Linked DNA regions of Homo sapiens: region 1 is linked to region 2. A link is an interaction called in ENCODE POLR2A ChIA-PET data of the cell type or tissue named here. Cell type or tissue: PC-9. All regions are shown on one strand. Each heading gives the region's core, and the rest is flanking DNA. Links, peaks and the distances in the headings are about the cores only. Region 1 overlaps KIAA1549. Region 2 overlaps UBN2 (ubinuclein 2).

What was found. ChIA-PET counts read pairs that join two places held together with the same protein. Peaks named below come from ENCODE experiments on the same cell type or tissue, not always from the same donor. Only the 100,000 strongest peaks of a DNase experiment are listed, where the experiment ranks them.
Region 1: POLR2A ChIA-PET joins it to region 2 with 21 read pairs; 1 of 35 experiments calls an interaction of 5 or more read pairs at or near these places.

What each region holds. Positions count from the first base shown.
Region 1 is chr7:138,850,715-138,859,058 of GRCh38, reverse strand. KIAA1549 reads left to right here. Exons shown (of 20, transcript NM_001164665.2): 17 at 6,790-6,836. Among named protein-coding and RNA genes, the nearest start is that of ATP6V0A4, 57 kb to the right of the region's middle. In PC-9, for the core only: no CTCF peak of the experiment used is centred there; a DNase peak (open chromatin) is centred at 4,588; H3K27ac peaks cover 2,795 bases.
Region 2 is chr7:139,236,156-139,244,499 of GRCh38, reverse strand. It overlaps UBN2 (ubinuclein 2), which reads right to left. Exons shown (of 18, transcript NM_173569.4): 2 at 7,403-7,495. Among named protein-coding and RNA genes, the nearest start is that of UBN2, 9.1 kb to the right of the region's middle. In PC-9, for the core only: no CTCF peak of the experiment used is centred there; a DNase peak (open chromatin) is centred at 1,359; H3K27ac peaks cover 1,684 bases.

The DNA of each region.
Region 1 (8,344 bases), core at 146-8,145, 390 kb after region 2:
CTGTTCGTGTGTGTGTGTGTGTGTGTGTGTGTGTGTGTGTGTGTGTGTGTTTTGAGATGGAGTCTCGCTCTGTCACCCAGGCTGGAGTGCAGTGGCACAATGTCGGCTCACTGCAAGCTCCACCTCCCGGGTTCACGCCATTCTCCTGCCTCAGCCTCCCGAGTAGCTGGGATTATAGGCACCTGCCACCTCGCCTGGCTAATTTTTTGTATTTTTAGTAGAGATAGGGTTTCACCATGTAGCCAGGATGGTCTCGATCTCCTGACCTCGTGATCTGCCTGCCTCGGCCTCCCAAAGTGCTGGAGTTTCTGTTGTTTTAGGCCACCATTTCTAAGGTATTTTGTTTTGGCAGCCTGAGCAGAGGGATATGGTTCCTTTTCCAACAGTTGGTGGAAACTGCATAATTCATGCAACATCAGTTAGAGTATTTGGAAGAGTTTTGCCTCAGTAATGGGGCAAAATTAGCCCCAACTTAAAGCTGCTCTGGTTCTACCTAACAAACCACAAAACCATAACATCTAAACCCAAGCAAAGCTCAAGAATATAGAAACACAAAAATATGCAGCATTCAATAAGGTAAAATTAATAATGTCTGCATCAAATCAAACTAAACAGACAAGCAAAGAAGGAAGAAAATGATACAGATGATAGAATTAGTAGACAAGCTGTATGTGGTGGCTCACACCTGTAATCCCAGCACCTTGGGAGGCTGAGGCAGGAGGATTGATTGAGCCTAGGAGTTTGAGACCAACCTGGGCAACACAGTGAGACTCTGTCTCTACAAAAAATATAAAAATTAGCTGGGCATTACTTAGGAGGCTAAGGTGGGAGGATCACTTGACCCTGGGAGGCTGAGGCTACAGTGAGCCATGATTGCACCACTGCACTCCAGCCTGGGCAAAAGAGTGAGACTCTGTCTCAAAAAAAAAAAGAAGGCAGACAAGGAAATGAAAAGCAATAAAGCACAGATGGGGAAAATTAGAAACAGATACCAAAAGCACAGATGGGGAAAACTGAAAACAGATACCAAGATGGTTGACTTAAATCCAGCCTTATCAATAATCACATTAAATGTGAATGGTCTAAACACCCCTATTAAAGGGCAGAGCTTGTCAGTTTGGATAAAAAGCAAGATCCAAGTATATGCTGCCTACAAGAACCCTTCATTAAATACAAAGATACAAGTAAGTGAAAAGGAAAAGTATGGAGAAAAGTTTGGAGGAAGATATGCCATACTAACACTAATCATAGAAAGCTGGAATGGCTATGTTAATATTAGCCAAAATAGATCTCATAGTAAAGAGTATTATTAAAGATTAAGAGGATCATTTCATAATAAAGCATTCAGTTTATCTGGAAGACATAAAGTCTTACGTGTTTATGTGCATAGTATTAGAGCTTCAAAATACATTAAGCAAAAACTGATAAAACTGCATGTGGAAATAAATCTACAATTATGGTGATGAGAATGTAAACAACTGGAAGTCTCATGAACTGCTGGTGGGAATGTAAAATAGCACAACCACTTTGAAAAACAGTTTGGCAGTCTCTTTAAAAAGTTAAACATATATCCTACCGTATGAACCAGGATTCTATTGCTAAGTATTTATCCAGGAGAAACAAAGCATATTTTCATACAAAGACTTGTACATCATGGCAGATTTATTTATAATAGACCCAAAGAAAACAGCAGCACATAATAGCACTCCATTTACGAATATACCACATTTGTTTATCCATTCATATGTAGGGTCTATTATTTAAAATAATCAGGGTTCTCCAGAGAAGCAGAACTAGTAGTGTGTGTGTATGTGGGTGGGTGGGTGTGTCTGTATGCATATGTGTTTGTATGGAGAGAGTGAGGGGGAGAGAAATTTACTTATTATGAGGAGTCGGCTCATGTAATTATGGAGGCTGAGAATCCCATGATCTGCTTTCTGCAAACCGGAAACCCACAGAAGCCAGTGGTGTAGTTTGAAGGCCTGAGCGATGGTTTCCAGTCTGAATCTGGAAGCTTGAAAACCAGGTGCTTCAAGGATGGGAGAAGATTCATGTCCCAGCTCATGCAGTCAGTCAGAGGAAGCCCAAATCCAGCCTTCCTCTGTCTTTTTCTTCTGTTCAGGCTTTCAACAGATTGGAAGATGCCTGCCCATATTGGGGAGGGCTGCCTTACTGTCCACCAATTCAAATGCTACCCTCTTCTGGAAACACCCTCACAGACACACCCAGAAATAATGTTTAACCAGACATTGGGGTGTCCTGTGGCACAGTCAGGTTGATACATAAAATTAACTATTACAGTATGTTCTAAGCAGTTAAGTGAGTTCTGGCTGAGTAGTAACAGAGCGGGCACTAAAAGTGGTTAGACATGAGGCAGGAGAGGAAAAGCAAGAAGCCGATGGTTATGGAGCCTACATGTCATCCTGAGGGTGATGGCTGCACATGGAAGGGTCTTGAGCAGGTGGAGACATAATTAGGTAAGCCTTTTGAAAGATTAGTCCCATTTTAGAGTGAAGAATGGTTGTCAGAAACAGAGAGACTAATAGAAAGCTGTTGTAGTATTCTTGGTGAGAGAGTTGGTGACTCCAGCTAGTGCAATGCAGTGGATAAATTCAAGAGGAAGAATCAGCGAGCCTTCAACGTGTTTAATGGCGGATGGTGCTGAGCCAGTGCGGAAGAAGAGTCTGACAATTCACAAAAGGGGATGAGATGAATCTGGATTACCAGTGGAAGAGCTCTCTTTAGAAATGAGGGGATATGTGGGAGGCCGATGTGGGTGGATCACGAGGTCAGGAGATCGAGACCATCCTGGCTAACATGGTGAAACCCCGTCTCTACTAAAGATACAAAAAAAAAAAAATTCGCTGGGCGTGGTGGCGGGCACCTGTAGTCCCAGCTACTCGGGAGGCTGAGACAGGAGAATGGCGTGAACCCGGGAGGCGGAGCTTGCAGTGAGCTGAGATAGTGCCACTGCAGTCCGGCCTGGGTGGAAGAGTGAGACTCTGTCTCAAAAAAAAAAAAATAAAATAAATAATAAAAAAAGAAATGAGGGGATATGCTTCTTCTAATTTAATGGGAAGGAGGAGGGCAAGATTGGGCACAGATAAAATCAGGTTGTAGTTGGCTGGTAGAAGGTTGAGGAACCAGTCATCTCATGGTTTTTATCCTCAGAGCAGAGAAGGCAGAGTCATCATCCATTGAGAATAACAGAAGAAATGTGGCAGGGCAGGAGGTGTGAGGGAGAGGAGAGATTTGAAAGACCTATTATGGAGAATGAGACAACACAGATTAGGGACACAGGAATTATTTCTTAGCCTTCAGGGTGGTTGAGATTGACTATCATGAAATTGAAGTGGCTCTAATTAATGTTCTCGAGTTTCATTGATGAATATTCAGTACCCAAGTATATGCATTGGGATTGATGAAGACTAGGGCTTTGTCAGGCACCTGCGATGTGCAGGTGAGAGGGAGCAGTTGAAATGATAGACCAGGTGCTGCAAAGGAAAGGTATGGAAAGCTGGAGTCATTTAAACATGCCAGAACTTTGCTGATTCTTCCTCTTAAATCCATCCACACCATGACATCAGTTGGAGCCACCGTCATCTCTCACCAACACCTTCTTAATTGTCTCCCTGCCTCTGGTCTTGAATATACGATGTTAGGGTGGAGCAGTTCTGATGCTGAACACAGCATGGCAGCTGATAGGTAAAATGTGGTTCACTGGTGTTGAGTAAGCCAAGTTGCTGAAGGTCCAACGCCTTGGATGCATCTCAGGGTGACAGGAGGACTGGAAAAGAGGAGGAAGACCTACCACGAGCCTCTTAGCTTAGCTTGTCTTGCGTTTTCCAAAGGGAAAGGCTCATCTGATGAGCTGACCTGAACTTGTTCACTGCTGGTCTCTGATTGTTACTTCTCTCTGCTTCCAGGCTTTTCCTGATTCCCCCTCCCTCCCCTTCACCCTGACTGCCAGTGCACCCCTCAGTGTACTCTCTCTAAGTGGCAATGTAATGCTGAGCATTCTGGGGATGGGCTTAGGAGCCACATCGTGCTGCCAGAATCTTCGTTTTGTTTGTTTGTTTCCCCCTTGACCACTGCTTTTCTCAGTGTGTAGCGTGATTCTGCTCCTTTCCTTATTTGGTTTCTGCTGATGAATTTTTAGCAGTAATTTTTGGCAGGTTCGTGTTGTTATTTCTCTTATTTGTTCATTGTTCATAGGTGTTGCAGATCCAGGATTCCCTGATAATGCCTTATAAATTCAAGCCCATAGTAAGATTTTTTTAATAAACACCATTATTCAATGGTTTTCTCATTGTGGACTTTTGATGTTACCCTGATGTAGTTGGATGAGAATGGTAGCAGCTTAATCTAGTGGAAAACCAGAATCATTGGCTTTATCTGTGCATATCTAATATAATTTCAACATGTTTGTAAATGGATTGTAAAGTTAATGTTGCCAAGGGGAGCCTGATCACTCTCTTATTTGCTGCTATTTGCTTTTTTTTGGTTAAAAAAAAAGAAAAACCACAGGAATGTGGATTTCAAGGTGCCTTCAGTTACCGCATGAGCCTTTATTTGCCACCTGATGACATTATTACTCCTTTTTTGCGAGGGTAGGAGTGTTATGTATCAGTGAGTCAGGCCACGTGATAGTTGGTATTGCTGCTTCCTTGAGAAGGTAAGCTCTCTATGGACTAGTCCTTTGAGTAGCAAGTACAAATCCCTGGGCTGAGACACTTCACAAGCAGACCTTACTGTCTGGTTGCTTTACCTCGGGCCTATCCCAGACTCTACCAACCATCTAACTTGCCTTCCTCACTCTGTCGGCCTGTGTTTTATACTGAATAGAAAAAAGGGATGCATTAAAGTGGGATTTTTATATACCTAGCTGATTGAAACCTTCAAATGCAATTTTGTTTCCCAAACTTTTATGTAGGTGTGATCCATCCTGCAACAGAATCAGAGAAATTCTGTCTGTCATTTTTTTTTAAACCTTTTCATCAGGGCATGTAGTCCCTAGAAATATGACATTCTTTTTCTGATGAGAATAGAGTTGAAATCCTCACACTACAAAGATACAACAGATAATAAGCGGACAGCTATTTTTCATTGTTTTTCTCTTAATATGCCACTAAGAACTCCTGAGACTTTGGTAGGTAAACTGGTAAGCATTGACTTTTTTTTAGATTTTGCATATGAATATGCTTTAAAAACCCATACTGTGCCGAAAGCACCAGCACTGTGAATAATCTCTATGTAGTCTCAGATTTCCCTTTAATTATTTGGAAAAGGAATGGAAGCTTCTTTTCCTTCTCTTTCTCCCTTCCTCCATAACCCTCTTTCCCTTGTTTTGCCTCAGTTGGGGAACTCCACAAGGTTCCACATGACAGCCAAGGGGATGGAAGCAGAGAGAGTCAGAAGGTGAAGTAATCTGACCACGGTTTCATATTTAATAATCCCCTTAGAACTCTGTGAATGTGGAGATCGTTATATTCTCTTGGCATAAAGGAATAGGCCCAGGGATGTTAAGCCAGTCTGTGTGACTCCAAAGCCTCTACTTTTTCCCCTCACAAAATAGATATTTGTTCACAGGAGAGTGTCTTGTTTTGGAAACCATGGGCAGTGCAGGGGGATTGGTGAGAAGCATGGTCTTTGGAGTCCAAAAGACATTAGGAAGAAATCACCTAATTTCTTTGTGAGTTGGTTTCATTTATAAAACAGAGGCAGTGAGTACTTTTTAGTGATGTTGTGGGCCTAGGTTAATGCTCATACAATGCTTAACTCAAAATACTAATTCAGTAAATGACAGCTTGTAAAAAGAAAGATGTTATATTAGAGCAACTTCAGAAGCAAGGCTGACTTAGACCTAACTTAGACAAACCATTGGTTCCAACTGACTGCCGCTGGACAGACTCTGCCCATAGTTACTGTTCTTCTGAAATATCTAATTCCAAAAGGAACAATTCACAGTTATTGAAAAGAAATGTTGAAATAAGAGTCCCATGTATATTAGGGTTAGGATATATTGATTTCACCAGGAATACAACAGATCTCTTAGATGTATGTTTCCTTAAATCATGTGGCATATTGTTTTAGTCAAAGAACATTTGGCTAGTTCAGGTTAGCTCAAGTAAAAAGAGTTGATTGAAGGATACGGGGGCACCTTATGGAACTTAAGGGCAGAAAATATAGCCGGGTCTCCTGGGGACCAGTAAACGGTCAGAAACAGAACGTGCTGCCTTCGTCTTGTAGAGTCTCTCTAGTTTCTGGTTTTCTTTTTTTGCAGCATTCTGCAACATGAGACAGCATTTGATACTTGAGTTGCTTGAGGTATTTGAATAGGTACTGGGCAGCCACTGGGTCTCGCTGACCTTTGTGGCTCATGTGGTTGGAGTCACTTGTGCTAATTGTGGGCATTCAGGCCTGCCTTTTAGCAAAAGATATGAGGCCTTTTAGCAGAAGATACAGGTTTGCAGCAGAAGATACAGATGGATCTGTGGGGAAGAGCAGGCACAGCAAGCCTGTCAGCTATTCATATTTATAGTTGTAATATACAAAAGAAGGAAAGATCTAGAAATGAGTTGTGTGTTTTCTAAAGTCTGGTAGTGCAGGTCCTCGAACCGAAACTTGTAGCATCACTTGGTGGCAGAGTGCCCGGTAACATGCTAAGTTTTAATGAGAAAATAATTCTCTTGAAAGTTGATCCTGTAAAGCTGAATTTATAAGTTTGCTGTTGTCACTTTATAATAAGTATTGAATATTAATCTTCATGTTCTTTTGTATGTCTTCCAGAGATACGAAGACTATGGAATGACTCCCCCGACGGGTCCATTGCCAAGGTAAGGTTTTCAAAACAAAATGTATTATCACTTTCTCACATAGGCTGTTTTTAAAAACTTTATAAACTCACTAATTTTAGCTAATATGAGCAGATGTAAAACTCTGCGTTGTATATTCTCTTGATCTAACCAGAAGAGGAGGGAAAAATAGTTGGAATTTAAGTTCTGTTCCAGTAATGACAGGCTAGGTAATTTGGACCAACTCTCCTGCTGAGGACAACTGGAAAAGCTGAACAAGATATTAACATTAAAAACCCCACAGAGTTAACAGGGCAGTGAAGCGGTATGAGACCAAGATCCAGGAAATCCAGAGGCATGAGCCCTGCTTCTTGGGCCACTTTTTCCCCAGGGACACCTGCGGATTCCAGAAGAAGCACCTAGGAAGCCAGGCAAAGCCTTTGACAGACTCATGGGGCTGGGAGCACGAGGGGAGACCCTGGTAAACATCCAGAGGTTTTGAGTTTGGAGGTTATGCTCTAGGAGTAAGGGTGAATCATAAGTAGATCAGTCCCTGCAGGAAGTAAAGCTCAGCTTTGAAAGTTGATTAGGGTTGCTCCCTGGCAGAAACAAATGAACATCCCTTTTAGAAGAAGATTACATCACTCTTGGCCTTATATTATTGCTACAGTAGCCCCCCTTCCACACACACCCCCACACCCACCCCCAGGCATATGAGAAGAAAAGAAAATACAGGTTTTTTTTTAATTAGAAAGAAATAGACAATAGAAGCAGAACTACAGGGGATCCAGATATTGGAGTTATCAGACACAGATTCTAAAATAATTATGCTTAATATGGAGATAAGGTCCATTGTCCAGGAAGATGTAAAAGTGCTACTTTATGTTAGACTGTTATAAGTGAAGGATTCTAGTGTAGTTCTAGGCTCACTAAAGAATGCTTAAATATAAAATAATAAGGAAGAGCAAAATAACTTAAAGATAATCCAAAAGAAGGTAGGAAATAGGAGAAAAAAGAACTTAGAATTTACAGGACATGCAGAAAGAAAACTTAAGATGGTAGATATCTAAATTCAGATCTATAATGAATTACATTAAATGTTAATAACTAGGTATTTCAATTAAAAGACAAAGATTATTAGATTTGATTTTTAAAAAATGTATTTGGCTTATGAGCAACACATCAAAAAATGTAAAGATACAGAAAGGATATAGAAGATTGGAACAACATGATTAATCAATTTGACCTAATTGACATATATAGAACCCTGGACTCAACTGTAAAATACAGCTTCCTTTAAAATACATTTTAAAAATTTACCATATGCTGGACCATAACAAATCTTAAAAAATTTCAAGAAGTGAAATCACTCAGAGTATATTTGCTAATCCTAGTAGAATTAAGTTAGAAACCAAAAATAAAAGATAAAACCCAAAACTATAAAAACCTTGGAAGACATCCTAGGCAATAGCATTCTGGACATAGGAGTGAGCAAAGATTTCATGATGAAGACGCCAAAAGCAATCACAACAAAAGCAAAAATTGACATA
Region 2 (8,344 bases), core at 144-8,143:
GGGTCTTGCTATGTTGCCCAGGCTGGTCTTGAACTCCTAGGCTCAAGACATTTATCTTCTCTGCCTCAGCCTCCCAAGTAGCTGGGATCACAGGTGTGAGCCACCACACTAGGCTCTTAAAAAAATTTTTTTATAGTGTAAGAAAGTACAAACGTAATTGCACATGGATTTTTAAAACTCCTGAAAGGATACACTTTCAACTATCAAACTATTCACAGTGGTTCTGCCTGGCAGTGGACTTACAGGTGATTTGCTGATTTTTATTTTGATCTTTTCATTTATCTGTATTTATATATCCTCTTACAGTGAACAGTAACAAAAAAAAATCTTTGAAATATGTGACTGCCCACATACACATAGCTCTCTGGGGCAAGAAACTCACAGTGTCTCTAAGGAGTGACCTGGTTAGCTGGGAGTCAGGGGTAGGAAGGAGATTTACTTTCTATCATTAGCTTTTGTATCTTCCGAGTTTTATTAAGGACATGTACTACCCACTCAATAAATGTTATTTTATTAGGTTTGGCCCACCAAATGTTCACTACCAAAGTTTTGAACTCCTCCTCATTTGGCTCTACTTTCCAGTCCCACTGTGGGGAAAGAGTTTTGGAAAACGTGTATTTGACACACCCAAACCTGAGTAGCTCTTTCTTAACTCACTCTCCAACAACCAGAGTTCCAAAGGCATTGCTCCACTTATAAATAGATTTTTGCCAACTATAAGGCACAATCTCCAGTTCCCTCCTTCATCACAGAGGCCATTAGAGTAGTTTTCTAGGTACAGTTTGCTTTTCCTCACTTGTGGCCTTCCTGGAAAACTTCTAACCCTGACCTGCCTCCTGCCTTACCACCCCATATCTATTCTCCACCCTCCAGTTCCCTAACTGTGCTAAAATTCAATAATGTGTAAATTGTATAAGCTGGAACCAAACTTTTGGCAGTTGCCAGAAAGGTACATATAAATTAATTCACAAATATTAAAATTTAACCTAAAGAAACTCAAGTTACATTGGCAAAGGATTATACTATCTTCCCTACTAGAAAGACTTCTGTTGAATTACTCTCTTTTTCAGTACCCTTACTGCAACAGAATCAAAGTCTTACTTGATAAATTCTCTGAACCTCTGCAGTTGATATTACACAGTTTATAAATTAAGTAGATCTTATAAAAATCAAAACTTATTTTCCAAACAACAAGAACAAAAAAAAACCCTTGAATTTTGCTATATCTAAAGTGAAGAACTTTCTTCTTATCTACTGTTCTAGGTACTAGCTCCCTGTGACTCAGAAGAATATTCCTTACTGAGTCATTAGTACTTGCTTAACCTGACAATCAGTGTTTTAGGCCAATGCAGCCTCATTACAGTGTAACACTCAACTGGAAAACAAACAAACAAGATGTTCTTAGTACTAGACCCCCTGACCCCAAATTGCCTCCAGCTAATAGTAAACCAAACTAAAAACCAACATTCATTGATAACCTCTAGTAGACAGAGCAAGAATGACCCTGATTACTAAAAAACACACCAGTCCTATAAGTGAGAAGAAAACATCCTGTCGTCACAAGACTCCCTACTTGTCCCAGCCCTGCCACCTTATCTCTTTACATCTGTGCCCATTTCTTCAACCTACCAATAGAAAGGAGCTGAGTTTCAAGGCAGTGGAAATACAGCCAAGAGCTGACTACACAGCACAAAAATAGTATACACAACTTCTATAATCACCACATATGGATACCAGTCCTTCCTCCTAAATACCCTAAAACTGCTGATTCTCAATTGTTCCTAAGGCATTAAAGAAGGCTGAAGAGAATTTATTCAATTCAAAGAGGCCAAGGAATTAAAAGGGCATGTCACAGCAAGTGATCAGAATGGGTAACTGCAATAAAGAAATTATTATTTGAGCTAGGAATTCCTCCTTGCCCTTTAAGGCCCTCTCCCCTCCCCCAGTTTGCTTTAAAAGATTATTTTATGTTTTTATTGTACATGTAATATCATACTATTATTGGTCTACAAAACCCTAAATCCACTGGTATTTGTGTTTTGCAAGTAGAATTTACTTTGTGGTGGTGTCAACAAGTTTGCCCAAAGCTCTACATCGAGATGATCCTTAGGGACCAGACCTCACATAAGGCCAAAACAAACAGGTTAACCAGCCTATGAAGTTCCCAAGGAAGCTCTAACCCCTCAGCAAGTGTGGATGATCAACTAAAATAATATGAGTAATTGATATGATTCTTACAACTCCCAGAAACAGTACACAAATGCTTTCAAAACTAACTACTTGGTATCAGTTTCACATTTGAAGACAGTTTAAAACAATAATCTATAATTATTTTAAGACAAAATTATATTTCTTTCCACTTAGCCGAGTAGTATTTACTGTGAAGATGTTACTCATCAGAAATTAGTTATTCCAAGATACTGCCATTCTTTAAAACATTATCTGGAAAGACTCACTTTTACAAGTTATACAAAAGAAAATCAAGACTTTTTTTGGGGGGGGGAGCTGGATTCTCGCTCTTGTCGCCAGGCTGGAGTACAACGGCGTGATTTCGGCTCACTGCAATCTCTGCCTCCTGGGTTCAAGGGATTCTCCTGCCTCAGTCTCCCGAATATCTGGAATTATAGGTACCCACCACCATGCCCAGCTAATTTTTGTATTTTTAGTAGAGATAGAAAGGTTTCACCATGTTGGCCAGGCTGGCTGCACTCCTGACCTCAGGTGATCTGCCCACCTCAGCCTCCCAAAGTGCTGGGATTACAGGCACGGGCCGCTTCACCTAGCTGATTTTATTATTCTTATTCTTATTAGAGACAGGGTCTCAAGAAAATCAAGAGTATTTAGAAGAATAATTTGTCTTTGAGTGAAAACAGTGTTATTCCATTTGGTCAACTGTTTTATTTATAAGACTGCTCAGAATTACTTTTCTACTATCAAATCTACCCTTACCCTTCTTTTTAAAAGAAGTATGAAACTACTAGGGCTCTGAGAGCCCAAAACCACATAGAACTAAGTGTGAAAGATAGTATTCAAGGTCTATATAGCACAGTAAGCAGATTTTAAAGTTATAATGTGATTTCATGATTATTAATAAATGCCTGGCAGAATATATGTCTTCCTATTCAGAGAGTCATTCAGATTCAAAGAGTCTTAACTGAGCCCCTGCTAGGCACAAGGTATTGTGTTAGGTGCTTTCATTTAGATTAGTGAATTTATATCCAATTCTAGGACAGTATGATCTTTCAGAACGGCTGGGGTAATGGAGTGAGAAAAAAATCACTAAGAGAAATCTTCCAACAATTATAGGTTATCCTATGTCCTAGAAGGCTAAGATAACAAGTCTATACCCATCAAATTGAAGCATCCTACTCCTGAGTATAGAGTATAGGTGGCCTCATAAAAGGCATATATTACCTACAGACTATCTAAAAACTGAATTGGAAACCAAGATGTTTTGCCTAAACATTTTGGAGCCTTAACTGGGAATAAAGAGAGGCATGGGAGCCTCTTTTACCTGTATCCTGCCTCCTTTCTAACCATCAAGACGAATCTGGAGCCTATACGGTTGTAGAAATGTCAAAACTTGGACTTAGCTATTTAAAAAGATTTATGTACAACAACCAATTTAGTATAATCTAGGTAAAAATAGGTACTTAATAGTCATATTGACCTTTTCCCAAAAAACCATTTAGTAATTGATGCTGAATATGAACTGTCACATTACCTGAGCATAAGAACAACATAACAGGAAACAGAACATGGCCATAAAAATAGGACACAATGGAGGGGGGAACCCCATAAATTCAATGCAGGGTGCTCTTTTTACAATTTTATACTCCCTGTAATTTCTGATATCACTGATCTTCAACTGCTGCAACACCTGCCCCAAACACCAATAAAGATCATTGTAGTTTAAGAGAGAGATTTTGTGATAGCCTAGAGCTCTAGGCATATAACGCCCAGCAGGACAATGTATCTTCTCTCAGGTCACTTTTGGCCTGATGATTTTCTTAAAAGATTCCAAATAATTATTTAAAAAAAAAAATATATATATATATATATATATATATTTAGGCTGGGTACAGTGGCTCATATCTGTAAACTCAGCACTTTGGGAGGCTGAGGCAGGTGGATTGCTTAGGCTCATGAGTTTAAGACCAGCCTAGGCAACACAACAAGACCCTGTCTCTACCAAATAAATATATATATACATATACACACACACACAATACTCATAGATATAACACTTGGGCATGCTTTTTGGTTAATATACATACAATCTCTAATTAGAATGGAAATAAGACAGTAAGTCAGCAAAATAAAAATCCAGAGAAGAAATATAGCCCATTAATTTAGACTATAACAAGAGTAATATTTTATCACTGTAAACAAAATAACAAGGCTTAAATATATCTAAGTCAATTGAAACTCAATTTCACGCATCAAACAACTTCTTCAGAACGCTGATCTTTCTATGCCAGATACTATCCTAGGGTTGACTAAGAAGACTTAATGCTAACTTTAAGGTAGTGCGTCATATACTGAATCACTTTACTTATAGGATTATATATAGGAATTTTTCCATTTGCAAAGGGCAATTCTAAAATCCTTGATTTTGTAACCCACAGCAAAATAGACACTCTAGGCTGGGCGCAGTGGCTCACGCCTGTAATCCCAACATTTTGGGAGGCCAAGGCGGTGGATTACCTAAGATCAGGAGTTCGAGACCAGCCTGACCAACATGGTGAAACCCTATCTCTACTAAATACAAAAAATTAGCTGGGCATGGTGGTGCATGCCTGCAGTCCCAGCTACTTGGGAGGTTGAGGCAGGAGAACTGCTGGAACCTGGGAAGTGGAGGTTGCAGTGAGCCGAGATAGCGCCATTGCACTCCAGCCTGGGCAACAAGAGTGAAACTCTGCCTCAAAAAAAAAAAAAAAAAAAAAAAGACACTCTAATATAGTGATGGAGGGAGTAGAACTGGTAATTTAGTAATATATACTAAAATTATAAATGCATAAATCTTCCGACCTGAATCGTCTGATTCTAGGAATCTCTCCTAGAGATAAACTTGAAATTGTGTAAAATGCCATTTTACAGACTAATTTACTGCAGCACTATTAATAAGGGCAAATTTTTGAAAGCAACCTAAATCATTTGGGGACTGGTTACAGTGTGATAGTTCCATGCAATGAAACAGCATGCAGCCTTAAAAAAAAGGGAGAGAAAGCACTTTGTCCTGATATGACCCCCCCAAATATACTAAGATACAGTAAATAAAAAGCAAAGAGCTTAAGTGTGTACAATTCTATAATATGTATAAAAAGGGGGTGGGAAAGGAATAGATGTGTATGTATAGAGATGTATCTCTAGTACCACAGGAGTGTTACTTGCCTAGGAAGTGGGATTCCATGGGTGGGCAATACAATAAAAGGAAGATTTTTAATTTTTGAATTTTGAGCCACATAAGTGTACTAGTTGGTTAAAACATTAAGTGTAACCAATGTATAACTTGTATAAAAAACACAGTATTTTAGGATTTATACATGCTAGGATTTTAGGATTTATACATCCTATAGGATTTTACAATTTATACATCATGATACAATATAGTCTCAAAAGATTACACTGTAATTAAATACTACAATGCTATTCCTTCTATTTAAACACCCACCAGTCTATCCCTAAATTTATTATTATATAGTCACAGAATAGAGAACAATAGGGTCTCGGAAAAATCTGAACCTCTCAATTTATAGATAGGAAAACTGTACCCTTGGCCAGGCCCAATGGCTCACGCCTGTAATCCCAGCTCTTTGGGAGGCCAAGGTGGACAGATCAGTTGAGGTCAGGAGTTCGAGACCAGCCGGGCCAACATGGTGAAACCATCTCTACTAAAAATACAAAAATTAGCCAGGCATGGTGGTGCATGCCTGTAATCCCAGCTACTCAGGTGGCTGAGGCAGAAGAATTGCTTGAACCCAGGAGGTGGAGGTTACAGTGAGCCAAGATCACACCACTGCACTCCAGCCTGAGTGACAGAGACTCTGTCTTAGAAAAAAAGAGAGAAAAAGAAAACTGTGGCCCAAAGCTAAAAAACCTCACCAAAAGGACACAATTAGCAGATGGCAAAGTATGGCCTAGGACCTGATTCCAATTCCAATCTATTCTCATCTACTTCTTCTACCTTCAAATGGTTTCTTAATTACCACAAGGAGCCAGCACATATGGGTCAAGATCCCTGTTGTATCTTGAGGGTACAAGGCCCTCAATGACAAGGCCAATGTGAGCTGATATCCTTTCTCCTGTGGGATACTTTTCAATGCTCACAGAGGAATCAGAGGGGTAAGGTGTTGCTTCTCAACTGGGTTATGTTTTAGTAAAGTGCCAAGAGTACTCAAAGCCATAGTGTAAATGTGGGGTGAGGAGTGGGGCTTTCTACAAATTTAGTAATACTAGAAAATTTGAGAAAAATGTTAAGCAACTTAATCAGGTAATTAAAAATTGTTTTTGTATTCAAACAAACACCACTATATTGTGGCACTGAATATAAAATGTACATGAATATTTAGCATAAACCGGACACTTTCAAAGAAGTCTCATGCTGGTTCTGAGTCTGACGCAATGAGCTTAGAAGTACACACATTCACTCTCAAACTCTTAGGAGGCAGGAAGGTTTCAGAACTACTATACCAAAGGAATTAAAATAGCATTCTCGATGGTGGCGGAAAGGGAACAGAGTTAGAGCTACACAGACCTGGACCTGTAGCCTACTCTTGCCACTGTGTGACACTGTATCAGCTACTTAATCTTGAACTCAGAGCCTCAGTTTCCTCATCTGTAAAATATGGTCAATATTACTTAGCTTGTGGTTTTGTTACAAAGATTGGAGATAATATATGTAAAGCAAACCGCCCAGACTCTAGAAAGACTATAATAAATGATGGCTACTTGGCAGGATGGATCACTTGAGGTCAGGAGTTCACGACCAGCCTGGCCAACATGGTGAAACCCCGTCTCTACCAAAAATACAAAAAATTAGCTGGGTGTGGTGTTGCCCCTGTAGTCACAGCTACTTGGGAGGCTGAGGCATGAGAAAGGCTTGAACCTGGGAGGCGGAGGTTGCAGTGAGCCAACACTGCACCACGGCACTCCAACCTGGGCACCAGAGCGAGACCCTGTTTCCAAAATAAATAAATAAAAATAAAAATGAATGATGGCTACTTTAACTATCACAAGCCTGTTGGAATCTTTATTTGACTGTCTAACCATTCATTTGGTTTCCATTGGTGAGAACAAAGTAAGGCAGGCAACGGATATTTATAGGCCCTCCCAACCAGCCACAGAAAGCAAACAGGTCAATAGGATAAAATTACCTAAGTGATCAGTTTATTATACTCACATATTTCATTTCAAACTTCTTAGCCAACATTTCCACCTCTTGCCTCTCCTGATGTTCATCATTAAATGGGTCTTCTGTGTGAATGAGCTTCTTCTGATTCAAGGTGAATGGGAAAAGAAAGAGAAGTATCCATTAGTATTACAAATATTATTATTGTTTGTTTATTTATCATTATGTAACAACCACTTCAATTCTATTTCAATAAATGTGATCTGAAAGGAAATAAACTAGTGAGAATATATAACATGTTATATAATTAATTATATTATTACTCAGAGACTATATCTTAAATTTAACCAATACGAGACAACTTTTCCTAATACTAACAAGTAAGTCAGAAGTATTAAAACTAAAAAAAAAAAAGTTGGTTCATAGCAAAAAAAATTTACAGTTATAATGGACTCATATACATTTCACAGTGTTTTGATGAGTAAGAACTCAACAATCCAAATTGTCTTCACCTGCAAAATGATCACATGGTCACCTCATCCAAAATAACAAAGAAAAAAAATCCCCAGGAACACTAGCTAAATATGAAAATCTCACTTATAATTCTAGATTGATATCTTCACTAACAAAGATTAACTGCTTTGATCAGGAAATGCTTCTAAAAGGAGCTCTAGATTATTAATTAAAAGCAACACTTCAACCATCTGCCTGTGAGTTAACACTGAGTGTGTGTAGCGGCTAAGGCTTTCTGTTGAGGTCCAATATCAACAACCATTGTATCACCAATATTCTGTCAATGGATATCCATTCAGGGAATACACATTACTTTTAAACAAAGCTAGAAAAGAGAAATAGCTGCAAAAAGATTACATTACCATGCCTTTCTTCTAGTAGGGGAGAGTGAAAGTTTATTATAATACATGGTTTAACACACACACACACACAGAGCTAGAAGCTCACATTAACCATCTATTTAACAAAACAAACAAAAAT